Regions from separate parts of the Homo sapiens genome. Here all the other regions are linked to region 3. A link is a loop called in an ENCODE intact Hi-C map of the cell type or tissue named here. Cell type or tissue: heart left ventricle. All regions are shown on one strand.

Evidence for each region. A loop is a pair of places that touch in the nucleus more often than their neighbours do. Peaks named below come from ENCODE experiments on the same cell type or tissue, not always from the same donor. Only the 100,000 strongest peaks of a DNase experiment are listed, where the experiment ranks them.
Region 1: it touches region 3 in a loop (11-fold over the local background); 58 of 110 quality-filtered maps call a loop at or near these places.
Region 2: a loop joins it to region 3, with 2.2 times the contacts of the local background. A loop is called at or near these places in 13 of 110 quality-filtered maps.

The regions. Positions count from the first base shown.
Region 1 is chr1:19,239,414-19,244,413 of GRCh38, forward strand. EMC1 (ER membrane protein complex subunit 1) reads right to left here. Exons shown (of 23, transcript NM_015047.3): 3 at 4,537-4,602; 4 at 4,201-4,294; 5 at 2,932-3,060; 6 at 1,603-1,729; 7 at 884-1,033; 8 at 405-572. It overlaps EMC1-AS1 (EMC1 antisense RNA 1), which reads left to right. Exons shown (of 2, transcript NR_135114.1): 2 at 844-1,291. Among named protein-coding and RNA genes, the nearest start is that of EMC1, 9.6 kb to the right of the region's middle. In heart left ventricle, CTCF peaks have their summits at 2,021 (motif pointing left) and 2,231; a DNase peak (open chromatin) is centred at 2,025.
Region 2 is chr1:19,110,793-19,115,792 of GRCh38, forward strand. It overlaps UBR4 (ubiquitin protein ligase E3 component n-recognin 4), which reads right to left. Exons shown (of 106, transcript NM_020765.3): 74 at 4,606-4,845; 75 at 4,019-4,157; 76 at 3,153-3,278; 77 at 2,907-3,035; 78 at 1,732-2,075; 79 at 1-40. Among named protein-coding and RNA genes, the nearest start is that of UBR4, 97 kb to the right of the region's middle. In heart left ventricle, a CTCF peak has its summit at 3,033 (motif pointing left); no DNase peak of the experiment used is centred here.
Region 3 is chr1:19,177,085-19,182,084 of GRCh38, forward strand. It overlaps UBR4 (ubiquitin protein ligase E3 component n-recognin 4), which reads right to left. Exons shown (of 106, transcript NM_020765.3): 18 at 1,967-2,136; 19 at 377-659. Among named protein-coding and RNA genes, the nearest start is that of UBR4, 31 kb to the right of the region's middle. In heart left ventricle, a CTCF peak has its summit at 2,664 (motif pointing right); no DNase peak of the experiment used is centred here; H3K27ac peaks cover 315 bases.

The sequences.
Region 1 (5,000 bases), 62 kb after region 3:
CCACTTTGGAGCAGAATGGTCAGGCATTTAAGAGCAGAGGGAGGCCTCAGTTGCATCTACAGCTGAAAACAGAACTCTCCCTACCTCCAACGCAGGCACAGGTCAATCTTAAATCCCATGCTGCTTGTTCTTACTATCTATGGGGAAGCTCTCATTTATGTCCCCATATTTCCTTTGGACTAAGGAAGGCACTAGTTTTGCTCTAAAGATCCTTTGTAATACTCAGGAGGAAATACACCATTTCTATGATAAGGCTACCTACCCCCTCTCAAACCACTTACGGGAAGGTGTCATCAATCTTGGGCCTAAGAGCAAACGTTTCCAGATTCAAAAGCACTGCCTTCTAGCATCCATGTCTTGGAGAGATCTCCTGAATCCTAGCAAACCATGTTGCCTGCAGTTACCTGTGGGAAGTTTTTAAGCAAACTCAGCGTTCCATAATGGTACTGCAGCAGAGCATAGTGGCTTGGGGACAAGTGCAGGAAGAACTGGGCCCGGGAAGCGTCCACTGGGTTGGGCTGGGTAGGCAGGACCCGGGGTTGGAATCCACTTCCAAATTCTAAGTCGAGAGACTGGAAGGCAAGAAGGAGGAGGATTATGGCTAACAGCTGACGACTCCCTGACCCATCCCAGGCTCACAACCTCTGCCCTACTTTGCCGGGGGAAGTAACTGGGCCATGGCAGGTGGCTCCAAATGCTCCAGTTCAAGTTCCCCAAAGAGGAAAGTGACTGATTTCCTCTTACACCAGTTCAGCCAGAGGCCTGAATGGCTTCCACTGCTCAGGAAGAGTCTAGGAGAAAGACCCTCCAGGGGAATCATGCCAAACTTTCTACTCCCCGCAGGAAATGCCTCAGGCCAGAAGAAGCAGTGGCAGCCTCTCACCTGCAGTGGGATCTGTCTCAACTCCCATTCCGTCTCCAGAGCCAAAGTTTGGAGGGAACGTGAGCTCGGGTCAGGACACACCAGGACAGCCTCATCCACCACACCACAGGCTCCAGACAGGTGCTGCAGCCACGGAGTTGAAACCCTAACCTACAGAAAAGTCATCGTTAACAGGAAGCTCGTGAAAGATTTTTACATTTCCCTCTCAGCCCAACAGCAATATTGCTGCCAGCATCCCACTGGGGGTCCTAAGCTCAAAGGTTCTTCATGGTTGGTTGTATAGGAGTTCTTCCTGTCCCCTGAAACCCCACCCTCCAACCTCCTGAGAGCCTTCAAAGTTGGAAAAAATATCAGGATTTTCTTTCTGGTCACTGGAAAAATATATCCGATAATTTTAAATACCTGGCACTTCAGAATCAGCACTTCTTTACTATATTTGCCATATGTGGTGTCCTACTGTGATTTCACAGCACTGTAAGATACTTACAGGCAGAGACTAGATCTATGTAATTTTTTAGCCACCCCAGAAGATAACACATGCAAATATGAGTACTTTAAATAGAGGCCTAATGGGAAGGCAGCTGGCAAGTGACCAGAATGAGGGAGCATAAGTAGCTTTTGCATCTGCCCAGCCAAGTTCCCTGTTCCCCAGTACAAAGAAATCTATCAAGTCTCCCCCAACCCCACCTTATTCACAGGCTCCTGTCACCCTCCTGTACCTGCTGAACAATCTCTCCATCTTCCACATTAAACTTGACAATGTTCACATGGCTGAAGGGAACAACTCCGAGGGCCCACACCACCCCAGAGCCGTAAGAATACACCATCTGGTAGTGGATGCTGTCACTAAGAGAGGGAAGAAGAAACCGCAGCGTCAGCTTTCAACCCAGGACAGGATTATCCTCAGGGGCTGCCAGGCCTCAGCCAGATGTCACAAACTAGTAATTCCCAAATAGGTTTTGTTTGGCTCACACAGTTTGGGGGCTTTTGTTGTTGTTGTTCTTAATTTGAATTAGTTGTCAACATTTAGAAGATATTATACTTCACAATCAGATTTCTAAATTTTCCTACGGTTAGAAGATGTGGCAACACTAGGCCTAAATACAGAGCACCAATCAGGTGGGTAAGGCTGCCCCCTCCAGGCAGGCCAGGAGCACTGCAGCTCCCATCCAGCCAGTGTTGCTCATGGATATTTCATAACCCGCCTCATAGCATTTTCTTTGTTGTGTTTTTTTTTAGACAGCGTCTCACTCTGTCACCCAGGCTGCAGTGCAGTGGTGCGATCACGGCTCACTGCAGCCTCTACCTCCCGAGGCTCAGGTGATCCTCCCACCTCAGCCTCCCAAGTAGCTGGGATCACAAGCACGCACCACCATGCCTGGCTAATTTTTTGTACTTTTTGTAGAGATGGGGTTGCCCAGGCTGGTCTTGAACTCCTGAGCTCAAGTGATCTACCCACCTCAGGCTCCCAAAGTGCAGGGATTACAGGCGTGAGACACCATGCCAGGCCAGAATTTGAAGTTTTGAGTCCTGCTCTAAACTTTGAAAATGGCCACAGGGTGTCTAAGTAGATCCTTTTATCTTGTTCCTTCTCTCTTGTTCCTTCCCAATTTCGATGCTTTCTACCAGCAGGACCTCGAGAAACCATTTCACACCTCACTCAGCCTACCCTGGGTCTTCTTGAGTTGTTCTAACTCTTAATATGAACGAAAGGCTCAGTCAGAACTAGAACTAGAACTAGAACTTGAACTAGAAGTCAGAAGGCACAAAGTACCATAACCATGAGCGAGTGAGTGGCTCCCGTAGCATGGCTCGCCCTAGCACCCCAGTTTGAGAGTGTTCTCCTCAGTGCAAAGGAAACTCCAGGCATACTCCGGAGTTTCACCCATACTCACAGCCTTCAAGATATTCTGAGTGCAACACACTCCATGGAACACCAACAAGAGACAGGCCTGGGTTAAAGCAAATGCTTCGGGTCCCTCGAGGAGAAAGAGGAGCTCCTAGAGAGTAGAACGAGGCAGCTATTGCCTGTGAGCAGGCAGCCTTACCTTTCTGGGAGATGTTCCACCCACTTGAGGTGCCCACTGGAGAGGTGATGGAGGGCAAGTGTAGTCTTCTTCAGGACTGCGATGTACCTTACAGACTCCTGCAGGCCAACCAGCCCAAGTGCCTGGAAACTGAACACAAGTACAGGTTGAGAGCAGCCCACACCTGCAGAGCCTCAGGCTGGGAGAGACAGTCCAGAACAGTACCCACTGTTGCTTAGTGGGTAAGAAAACAGGCTTTGGGGTCAAACACAGCTGGATCCTAACCCTGGCTCTGCCTCTTGTTAGTCAACTTGAGATTCTGCACTTGCAACCATTTGGCCACACTACTTGCTTCCCTGAAACCATCTGTATCTCCTAAGGGCTGTTCCCTCCTTCCCCTGGGACTTCACAGCAACTGGACCTACCCTCTGCCACATATCCATGAGACAGTGCTGTCATTACTGTGCTACCTGCCTGCCTCCCAATGGACAGCGGAATCCTCAATGACAGCAACTGTCTCACAGTCCCATGTGTTCTCATCGCCTGGGGCTCAGCACGTGTTTACCAAATGAATTACTATCAGAAAATGTATAAGCTAATACAAATGACCCTATCATTTGAACAACTTTAGGGGCCAGGCCCGGTGGCTCATGCCTGTAATCCCAACACTTTGAGAGGCTGAGGTGGGAGGATCACGGGGTCAGGAGTTCGAGACCAGCCTGGCCAACATGGTGAAACCCCGTCTCTACTAATAATACAAAAATTAGCCAGGCGTGGTTCACATGCCTATAATCCCAGCTACTGGAGAGGCTGAGGCACGAGAACTGCTTGAACCTGGGAGGTGAAGGTTGCAGTGAGCCAAGATCACACCACTGCACTCTAGCCTGGGTGACAGAGTGAAACTATGTCTCAAAAAACTCAATAAATAAAAATAAACAACTTTAGCAAAGATGTTAACAATAGGTCAGGCTGTTCTTTAAACAAAACTAAACAGTGGAAGTTTTATATTATGTTCTTATATCTGGAACATTGCAAAACTCACGAATCACAGTGAAATTAGGAACAGCATTCAAGCACAAGCGCAAACATTGCACCTAGAAACTCTGCATCTAACAGGCGCTCAATACATGTTGGCTGAGCAAGCATATCCACAATGGGTACTCAATGTCAATGGCTGGCTCTTCAGTGGTCCCTGGGAAAAAGCCAAAAGCCCAGAGTTGCTGTCTATGCAGATCTGTGTTCCGGTGAAGCCTTTAACTCAGTCAAGATAAAATCCAGTTTCTCCCCTACCTGCCACTGTCCAGGGTTATCTCCCAGTTCAGGCCCCCGATGTTAGTCTCCCAGGAACGCATGATTCGGCCTCCATTGGACACAGTGATCACATCTGGAAAAGAAAAGATCGTGGTGAAGTCATTTCCCACTTGCTCTGTCGCTTCCTAGGGTCCCACTGTGAGCAGTGGCCTCACCTCTGATTTCTGGATGCAAATACATGTTAAACAGGTACCTGTCCTTCACTGTCAGGAGTCCCCAGTCTCCTTTCCCTACCAGACCCTGTACAGATCAAGGAGCCAAGGAATGGGACAGGGAGCTGGCCGCACAATGGAGACACGGGAGGACTCTGCTTACCCTGTCCGTGCAGCAGCATGGCATCCACAGCCCCTTCTGCCGTGCCCTTGTCAACATGGCGCCACACTGAGAGACATGAAAGTTAGACATTACTATGAACAAAAGGTGGCAACCCAGAAGACTAAGAAATAAATGAAGAGCTCTTCATTTGCACAGCAATGTCCAATTTTATCTCGAGGGAGTGAAGGAGTATAGCTAACTGGCAGTGATCCAGTCCCATTCACGGGGTAATGAGGGTAGAAGGGGTTAAGAGGGGCCACTACTGTCCAGGCCCCACTACCACCCCATCAAACATATAAACAAACAACAATAAGATTAATAAAATCCATCCAATTCACAAGAAAAATAGTGATCATAAATTCTATTTCCCTTATTTTAGTGCCTAAAAACATCCGGCCAGTGTAGGTAATTAAGTGAGGGTATCTGAGAGTTTACTGCAAAGTAGAATAATGTGTTTTTTGCAG
Region 2 (5,000 bases), 66 kb before region 3:
AATCAGGTCATTCATCTGTTGGGTGGCTTCTGGGTTGTCTCTGCAGAAGCAAATAGAAATGGAGTCCTATAATTCACAATCAGGTGTGACACTCCTTTCCACCTGAAGGGGCCCAGGGAAAATGAAATCAATGTCTAAGGCTACCTGGCCCCAAATTTTCTACTTCCTTCCCGGGGCAAGACTAGAACTTTAGCTTCACAAAACCGTGGTCGGTAATAATAAAGGGCCCATTACAGCCGCCTTGCCTATGAACAGAAGCTAACTGAGGGAAGAGCAGCACCACCTTATGGGGCCCATGTCCCAGGCGACAGAGCCCCTGCTGTCTGGTGTGACACAGTCTCCAAAACCTAGACGTCCACTCTCAGTCTTGGTCACAACTCTTTCCCTGTCTTCTCCATCTGCCTGCATTTCATTTTCCACAAGGCCCTCATATTCCAGTTTACGTCTCTTTGTAACAATGTTCCCACTATTAATAAAAAACACAAACCGTATCACTCACTCTTGCTTCCCAACATACTGAATAAGCCCCAAAGTCCTTACAGAGGCCCACAAGACCCTATGGGATCTGGCCCTCGCACCCTCTGACCTAAGCCTCCTCCCGAGTCTTCCCTACTGCATCCCTGTCTCCAGCTACACGGGTTCCTTGTGATGCCCTAGCATTCCTGGCAGGTGCCTGCTCTCAACTACCCACTTGCTACTTCCTAGGCATGCAGCCCACTGCTGAGACATTGCCATGACCTCATGATCAACTCCTGACCTCGTGATCTGCCTGCCTTGACCTCCCAAAGTGCTGGGATTACAGGTGTGAGCCTGTTCAGCCCTATTTTTGTATTTTTTTTTTTTTTTTGAGACGGAGTCTCGCTTGTTGCCCAGGCTGGAGTGCAATGGCACGATTTCGACTCACCACAATCTCCGCCTCCCAGGTTCAAGCGATTCTCCTGTCTCAGCCTCCCAAGTAGCTGAGATTACAGGCATGCACCACTACACCTGTCTAATTTTGTATTTTCAGTGGAGATGGGGTTTCTCCATGTTGGTCAGGCTGGTCTTGAACTCCCGACCTCAGGTGATCCACCCGCCTTGGCCTGCCAAAGTGCTGGGATTACAGGCATGAGCCACAGCACCTGGCCCTATTTTTGTATTTTTAATGGAGACGAGGTTTTACCATGTTGGCCAGGCTGGTCTTGAACTCCTGACCTCAAGTGATCTGCCAGCCTCAGGTGCCAAAGTGCTGGGATTACGGGCAAGAGCCACTGTGCCCAGCCTACTGTCAGTATTTTTCAGATGAGGAAAACACAGACTCAGAGAAATTAAGGAATCTGTCCAAGGCGTATAGTACAAGGTATCAGATACTGAAACTGAGCCTTTCCAATCCAGAGTCCAAGCTCTTAATCTCCAGGCCCCACTGCTCTGCTTCTTTCATGTGAGTCTTTCTCGAGTTCAAGTGTCTCCCTTCCCTTCCCTCACAAGGCCTCAGGGAGAGTTTCCTCAAGACACTGTACTGGAACCAAAAAAGCACAAGCCAATCATGCCATTTACAAGGAAACCTGGGTTTCAATGCTCCCCAAGCTCGCTCACCTACACCCTGTGTCTCTTTCCATCTTTCCTTTGTTATAAGCTACCTAACTTGCTGGGTGGTCAGAAGCACTATTCTGTGCACTCTCTAACGCTCCTGGCATGGCTGCCAGTGTCAGTAGGAACCACTAGGCCCATAACCATGGTGTAGGTACTGACCGAGTTAGGAGGCACATGAGCTGGCGGACCTCCTCCCGCATGGCCGCAGCCCCTCGGCGAAGATTATAATCAAAGAGCTCCCGGATAAGGCCCTGGGAGACAAGGATGTGCCTCAAGGCTGGGTTGGTGGCCAGGGCCCGAAGTAGTGTGATACAATGTTCTGTGACAGCCGAGGCGCAGCCATAGCACTTGGTGGAGGATGTGTGGCCACAGCCCAGGACGGATAAGGCACGGTACTGGCTGGCAGTGAATGTGGGCTGCACGGAGGTCCGGGATGATTTAGTGGCTGCTTCCCTCTGCTGTAGGTCATATTCCAACAACTCTTTGCGCGAAGCAAAGACTTTCTAAGAACAAAAAGGCAACAATAATGGGAATTAGCAATTAAAATAAGAAGAGGATGTTAATTAGAAAATTAGTTTTGCTTTAGAAAAAACTTTACATGCATTATATAACTTAATCTTCTCAATAACCCAACTGGTTAGATGCTTTATCTCCATTTTACAGAGAAGGAAACTGAAGCTTGGAGAAAGTGGCTTGACCAAGATAAGTGGCAGAGTCAGAACTCAGACTCAGATGGCAGGCTTATGCTCTTAACTCCCATGTAACAAAGACAAAGGTCAGAAGCTAATACACGTGTAGCAAAGATGGCACTCCAGCAATTTGGGGTTGAGGGGGAAGGTAAACTGGATGCTCTCCTTATATGAGGTACCTCTGTCTATGGCCAGCCTCCCATCTCATGGAGATTAGGTCTGTGACATTGCAACTGACACAAGGCCCACCCTGGTTGATTGCAGTTGGTATGCCCTTACCCTACAGCCTGCAAACACGGCGTTATCAGAAGAGGGAACAGAATCTTGGCATCAAATTTTTTAAGACCAGTAACCCCTCTACTAAGAGATGGGTTGTTAATGGCTAAAAAAAACCCTTATCTGTGTTACCTTCCCATCACCAGTATGTTCAGTTATCTAGCATGAACTCAGCATTCTGACCAGCGCCATAAATCACGGTGGGGGAGATGCCGTTTGGTGCAGCCATCTGCCTGCCTTTTCAGCTAGATTGGGCAGGGACAACACCAAGACCTGGACTGCTAGATGAGAGAGCAGCAGGACTGCTGTGAAAACAACACCAGTAACACTTGGACAAAACACACCCAAAAGCTGCTCCCCGCTCTCTACCTGGATGATTTTGGAGAGTTCATCAAAAGAGTTCTTGCAGTCTCCACAATACTCCTGAGCCAACTGCAGGATGTAACGATTCACACTGGCAGAAGTGGAGCTGATGCCCCCTGCTGTTCCTGAGTCATCCTGCAACCCCAAGAGGTAAGCTGTCAGGCTCCCCACCTAAGGTGATCTCACCTAGGAGGCAGTCTTCTGATCAAGACCCAAGCCCTTATCCAAATGCCCTTTGCAGCGTGGGACTACCTGTGGCTTTTCTGGAGCTGCCTCATTCACTTTGCAGAGCAGGTTCTCCAGCTGTGGCCGGTGTCCCATCAGCTGATGATACACTCGATCAGCTTTGTCCAAAAGTGTATTGATGTTGGATACAGCCTAGACAGGAAAAGACAGGGACTGAGTGAAGGCTTTTTGGCTGATGACTTTCCCTGAGTAATCCTCACTGCTAACCATTTACCAGAACATTTCCTATAGGTCAGGCACTGTGTTTCATACATTATCTCTGTTCTTCACAATAATCTTTCCTGTGAGGTGGGTATATTATTTCTAATAAAAATACAATACACATCTGTGATATATAATAATACAATGCTGAGAGAAGTAACTTATACTAGGTTACACAAGTATTAAAAGTATGGCTGGAATTAGAATTTCTGTCCTTCTGACTCCAAAGCTAAATGTTCTTCTGTTAACCCTATAGGTGCCCCTTTTTCACTGTTCTTTAATATCTAGAACCTCCCCCCGCCCCTGCCCATATTATGCAGGCTGGGAACTAGCACTGGACAATCTAATACTGAGGGAGGGCCAGCAGCCTCAATATGAAGCAGTCTGTGGAAGAAATGCAGGGCAAAGCATCCAAATCCAAAGTTATCTGTACCTGGAGATACTCTAGTTTCATTACCAATCAACACTTTTCTAAAATCCTATGCAAACCATGTCTTTCAATACAATATACCTCATGCCATTCTTTGCTCCCACCCAAAAGCTGGGCCCTGAAACTGGTGTTGAGTCGAAGAAGGCTTAGGCTAGAAAGTAAAGTGCACTGCACTGCACCAGGTCTGCCCAAAGTCCAGATCAAGGCCACAGCCCTGAGTCTAGGCCAGATCTGGCCTCACCTTCTTCCGGTCTTCTTCATTCTCAATGGGATCCACTGCACAGCAAGGCTTGGCATAGAGCATGAAGTCGAAGCGGGCATATTTACAGAAGCCACAGGCATTGCAGAGGAAGGGATCCTTTTCATCGTAGTTGATGGATCTGAGTAACCAAAGCGTTTGGGTCAGTAAGGTGACAAGGCTGGGTGGGGTGGGGGTCACTCTGAGGAAATGGATTGTGCCACATTTATATACTCTGGTAACTACTGCAGGGGCTACTGAAGGGACAATAACAAATGAATGACTTAAGCAGCCAGGTAACAAGAAAGCAAGACCCAGAGCTAAACTTCTGGACCTCCCTCCGCCCTTACCCTCCACCCCTGCCACAGGACAGACACACTCGTGTGCACATGCACACACACACACACACACACACTCACTCACTCTCTCTTCTTCCTCCTCCCTTTCTACCCTTGAACCCACTCTACAAACCCATAATTCTCTAAATGTTCTGAGGGAATCAGACACTGTAATTGCTCACACTGACACTACTACAGAAAAATAACAAGGAATGTGCACAGCCCTGGCCTAGGGGATGACCAATGACTTACCTGCATTTGTGACACTGGTACACATTCTCTCCACAGTTGCCACAGACTCCTGGGTTGGCAGGGACCGAGGCACTACAGCGAGGGCACTGCAGGGTCTCTGTGGAGGCCTGGTAGTTTTCATAGAAGTCTGCAAACTCAATCATCAGATTGGAGGCCACAATGGGCAACGGCAGGTCAATCTTCACCTCTGTCTGTCCAGGGGTCAGCTGAACCTTCTTGGCTTTGTGCCAGCGAGCTGGCCTAGGAAAGACAGACAGCCTTGAGATTTTCTCATCTAACCCTCAGTGATAACAGTCTGATGAGACAAAGAGGAAGACTGTCCCATGTATTTTTCTAAGGCAATTAAGTGGTTACTCTAAGGAAAAGAAATCTGGCATATAATAGGAAGCCAGTTT
Region 3 (5,000 bases):
TTACAACAAAGGAATTTACCAATCCATAAAATTTACTACTTGACTGTCATTCAACCACTAACAAATACTCATCAAGGGCCGATGCTCAGGGCACTGCATCAGACACAGGTAGAGCAGGGCAATTCGTGGGAGAATGCCTTTGAACACAGCCTACATTCCACTTTCAAAAAATGCATCAAATCAAGTAATCTACATGTATCACTTCTGGCTAAACATCAAGTACAAAGTCTCAGTGGTCCTCCTAATCCTACCCATCAACCTACCAAAACCTAAAACCTAAAGTGGGTAGGTCATTTGGGCTGCGGATCATGGTAACCATTGAGAAGAATAAAGTTCTCAGTAATGGTGAAGCAAAAAAGAACGTGTTGGTCTGTACCTGCTCAAATAGATACACAGGGGCTTTGGAGTACTGATGAAGCAGATAATCAAAGATGAGAAGGAGGCGAGCCAAGATAAGCGGCACGAAGCGCATCTGAGCATCCATGTTGACGCTCAACTCCTGGATGATCTGGACAAAAAGCGACAATATGGCCCGCCGGCCTGTCTCGGTGAAATTGTGGAAAATGAGGAGGAGCATCTGCAGGTGTTCTACATTCAGATCCTCTGTCTCACTGGGCACCACACCTTGCAGGGCATTCTGCTTCATTGTAGACAAAAACCTACCAGAGAGAAAAGATGACTATATCTGGTGGGAAAAAGAGCATTCCCCAGGAGTTATAATGTCAAGCACTAGAAGAGTTAAATTTCCTAAACCCAGGCAGTAAGATAACAAATTAAGGAAGAAAAAAAGGCTACATGGTAAAGACAAGACAGAAACTAAATTTTGGCTAAAAAAAGTCAGACTTGGCCAGCCAGGCACAGTGGCTCAGTCTATAATCCTAACACTTTGGGAGGTCGAGGGGAGGATTGCTTGAGGCAAGCCTTAACACAGGCGTGTTAATGCCCACCCTGTCATTTGTGGCCATGAAAAGTACTACAAGCTCCCCCACAAAAATGTTGCTATTGTTCCTTTCTGATTAACAAACTTGGACAGGTGAACCAGTTCAATTACTTTTCCCCATATTTTGATTCTATCATTTAATTCTAGTTTTGAGAGTTTATACTACAGGTTAAAAATCACTGCATGATAATAGTCAAAAATAACTCGATAGACTATAAAGCAATAAAAAAGAAAATATACTATTCAGAGAATTTGTCAGAAGAGCTTTAATGCAAAAAAGGAATGAATGTAGCCAACTGTTTCCATTGCCTTTGGCTATTTGGAAAGAGATTTGTGTTTTAATATTAGGAAAGAGATTTGTGTGTTTAACAAGGGTTTCCCTCATTGCACCCCTCGACCCTCTCAGCCTTTTTGCAAGATTCCACCAGGAAAAATATAGCGGGTCTTTGGCACTCAAGAAGGTTTATGCTTTCTCAAATCCAGCATTAGAGCTATTTGATCCTACAATGGGGAACAGAAAGCAAAGCCTTTTAGGAAAACAAACTGCTTTGAAGACTTCTAACCATGTAAACAAAAATGGCAAATACAGGTCCATCTAAAGTGGATTTAGATGATTAATCTGAGCTTCCCCCAAGGAAAAAAATTCTTTAAAATTTCTCCAAAAAACACTGCAAGTGCCCCTAAGTGGTTTCATGTTGAAAGCAAAATAACCAAGGACAGAGCTGGCTTCCCTGCTTGTCTTTCAAAAAAGCAGGTCAGGATAAAATTGGTTCTGTTCAAGATTGTGGTTCCATCGCATAATTATAACCAAATCCCCCATGTGCTACAGGGAGATTTATTTCCAGACCAAAGTTGACATACTTGTTTTTTAACAGCACATCTCCAAGTCCATCCCTCTTCTACCCTCCCCACTCTAAACATTATCATTACAGCAAAGCCTCAAAGCCACAGATTAACTACAAAGAAGTCAAACAAATAAAAAAGGAAATAACTTTCTCTATAGGCCTTCTCTTACAGACATCTTACCTGTCCCAAACTTTAAGGCATTCTGGGACGTCAGGGTCACCTTGAGCACTGGCTTTATGTTGCCAGATGAGCAGGAGGCGTGAAAGCACAGAGAGGCTTTGAGGGTGAATGTACAAGGGCCAAGGGCCCTCAGAAAAAGGAGCCACTCCTAGCTGCTGCAACAGTGTGTTCTGACAAGAAAGACATGGAACAGAACATTAGCAAACAGATACGGGATAAAGTCAAAAGGTTACTCATGTTCTCAAACGTTTGTTTGTTTAATATTGAACAGAATATTTTAAAGAAAGAAGGACCCAGAAATTCAGATTTTGGAATAGTTTGGATAAAGATCATTTAGGTCAACAAATGAGAAAAACATAAGTGAAAACTTACTGATCTAACCTCATTAACATTTATAGTTAATGAGTGTCAGATATGGGCTCCTGAAAAAAGAGAAAAGCATTGAGATACCAGAATCAGGATAATTTTGTAAATGGACAAAACATGAGAAGTTGTTGCCTTTGAAAGCAAACTTCTTGAACAACTGTAATAGCTAATAGTTTTTCTTTAATAATCAGTTACATAATACAAATAACACCCAAAAGGGGAAGATCCAACAATTTAGAGATCCGCAGTATTCGCAGAGAAATTCTGCCTATGAGATCTCAAGGCACCCAGAACTCAACAAGGCTGTTCTTCACCTCCAGGTGGAGCATGTCTTTCAAGTGAGCTTCATTTTCAGCCCAGTAACTAAGCTGCAAATTATCTTCTCAAACACACACACACACACTGAGCAGGATGCCAATGGAAAACCAGACAAATGCCTGCTTTCTCACTTGGCTTCAGAAGACACAAAGCATGGTTACTGTGGGATGTAGGATAAATTTCTAAGTCTGCCAAATTAAATTATATTTTTATACTACATCCTCAAGGACTCTTCCCTGGAAATGAATGTTTCGCAAAATGTCGCTGGCCTCAAGAGCAGTTTCCGTGGACTACACAGTTACCATAGGTTGAGCTAAATGCAGAGCATACTTTGTTGTCACACCGGATGTGCCAGGCAGAGACAGGAAGTATTATGTGCTCCATGTCACTGATAAGGGATGGTGAAGGTCTCTAAGTGGTAAAGCCAGGTTTATCTCTAAAACCATGTTCTTTATTTATTTATTTTTTTTTTGAGATAGAGTCTCACTCCATCACCCAGGCAGGAGTGCGGTTGCACGATCTCAGCTCACTGCAACCTCCACCTCCCGGATTCAAGCAATTCTTGTGCCTCAGCCTCCCGAGTAGCTGGGATTACAAGCGTGTGCCACCATGCCTGGCTAATTTTTTTATTTTTAGTAGAGACGGGGTTTCACAATGTTGGCCAGGCTGGTCTCGAACTTCTGGCCTCAGGTGATCTACCCACCTCCCAAGTGCCACGGCGCCCAGCCTCTAAAACCACATTCTTAACCACCATGCTCAACAAAGTCATAAACAACTTCTTAATTCCTAAGTTAAATGAAACAATTCAAAAAAAAAAAAAAACCTACCTGAGCTACATGAAAAATACTAACTGTAGCACAATTCTAATAATGGAAAAATCAGGAAAAAAAATCTAAATGTTCAAATCAAGGGGCGTACCTAGCCATATATATGGATAAGTAACATATATTCCTTATAATGCTATTTTTAATGCTTTTTTTTGCTCATTTTTCATCTTTGTGTCAGTTTTTCAGTCCTCAGAGCCACAAAAATGAGTTAACATTCCATAGGAACCTGGTCTTTCCCTTCCACCCCTATCCTTCCTTCTCAGCTCTAAGTAAGGTAACTGACTCTCTAAGAAGTCAAACTGCACCACAGTCCATCTAGCAGCAGAACTCTGGCTGAGTCCTCCCTTCCTCCACTCCTCTTTCATACTGGCATTTCTAAGGGTTCAGCCTCAGCCTTCAGCTATCTTGCTAGTCTCACTGTTTCTCATTACTTCAAAAATTGCCCCAATTTAATTCCTCAATTTCAGACTCACATTCCAAACTATTTTCTAGACACTGGCACCCCAAAACTTCATCATAGTTAAACTGAAACCTTAGGCCGAGCACAGTGGCTCACACCTACAGTCCCAGCTATACGGGAGACTGAGGTGGTAAGATCACTTGGGCCAGGAGTTCGAGCAGCCTGGGCGACATAGCGAGACCCCATCAGGAAGACGGACGGATGGAAGGAAGGAAGGAAAGAAGGACGGACCAGCCGGGCATGATGGCACACACACATAGTCCCAAAAGGCTGAGGGCAAGAGTACTGCTTGAGCCCAGAGTTCAAGACCAGCCTGGGAGATACAGTAACATCCCCACCTCTAAAAAAAAACAAAACAAAACCCAATCTCTCTTACCCCCAAACCAACTCCCCTTCCTGACTTTCCTGTCTCTATTAATGACAATAGCATCCTTCTAGTTTCATTTGAGTTTTAAACTCAGGCAATATCCAAGACTCCTTCCTCTCCATGCTCTTCACCCCATTCAAATAATGGCCCATGATCTCTGCAAAATGTCCTATGCCTATCTCCCTCCTTTTTCATGATCCCACACTAACTCAAGTTATCTTTATTTCCTCAGTGTCTATAATAGTACCTGGCACATAGTAGGTGCTCAATGAATATGTATTGAACAAATGAACCAAGAGACTGCAATAATAATATTAAACAATAATACAATTATTAAGAGAGCTAACATTTAGAAGGTACTAGTACTAGGTACCAAGCACTATTTTTGTTTTACTTTTCTTATGTGGTAAAGTATCACAACATAAAATTTACCATTTCAACCATTTTTACATGAACAGTTCTGTGGCATTAAGCACATACACATTATTCTGCAACCCTTACTACCATCCACGTCCAGAACTTTTTCATCTCTCCAAACTGAAACACTGTACCCACTAAACACCAAGTCCCCATTTTCCCATCTCCCTGCCCCACGCGACCACCATTCTACTTTCTGTCTCTATGAATTTGACTACCTAAGTACCTCAGAAGTGGAACCATACAAGGTTGTATTTGTGCTTCTGTGACTGACTAATT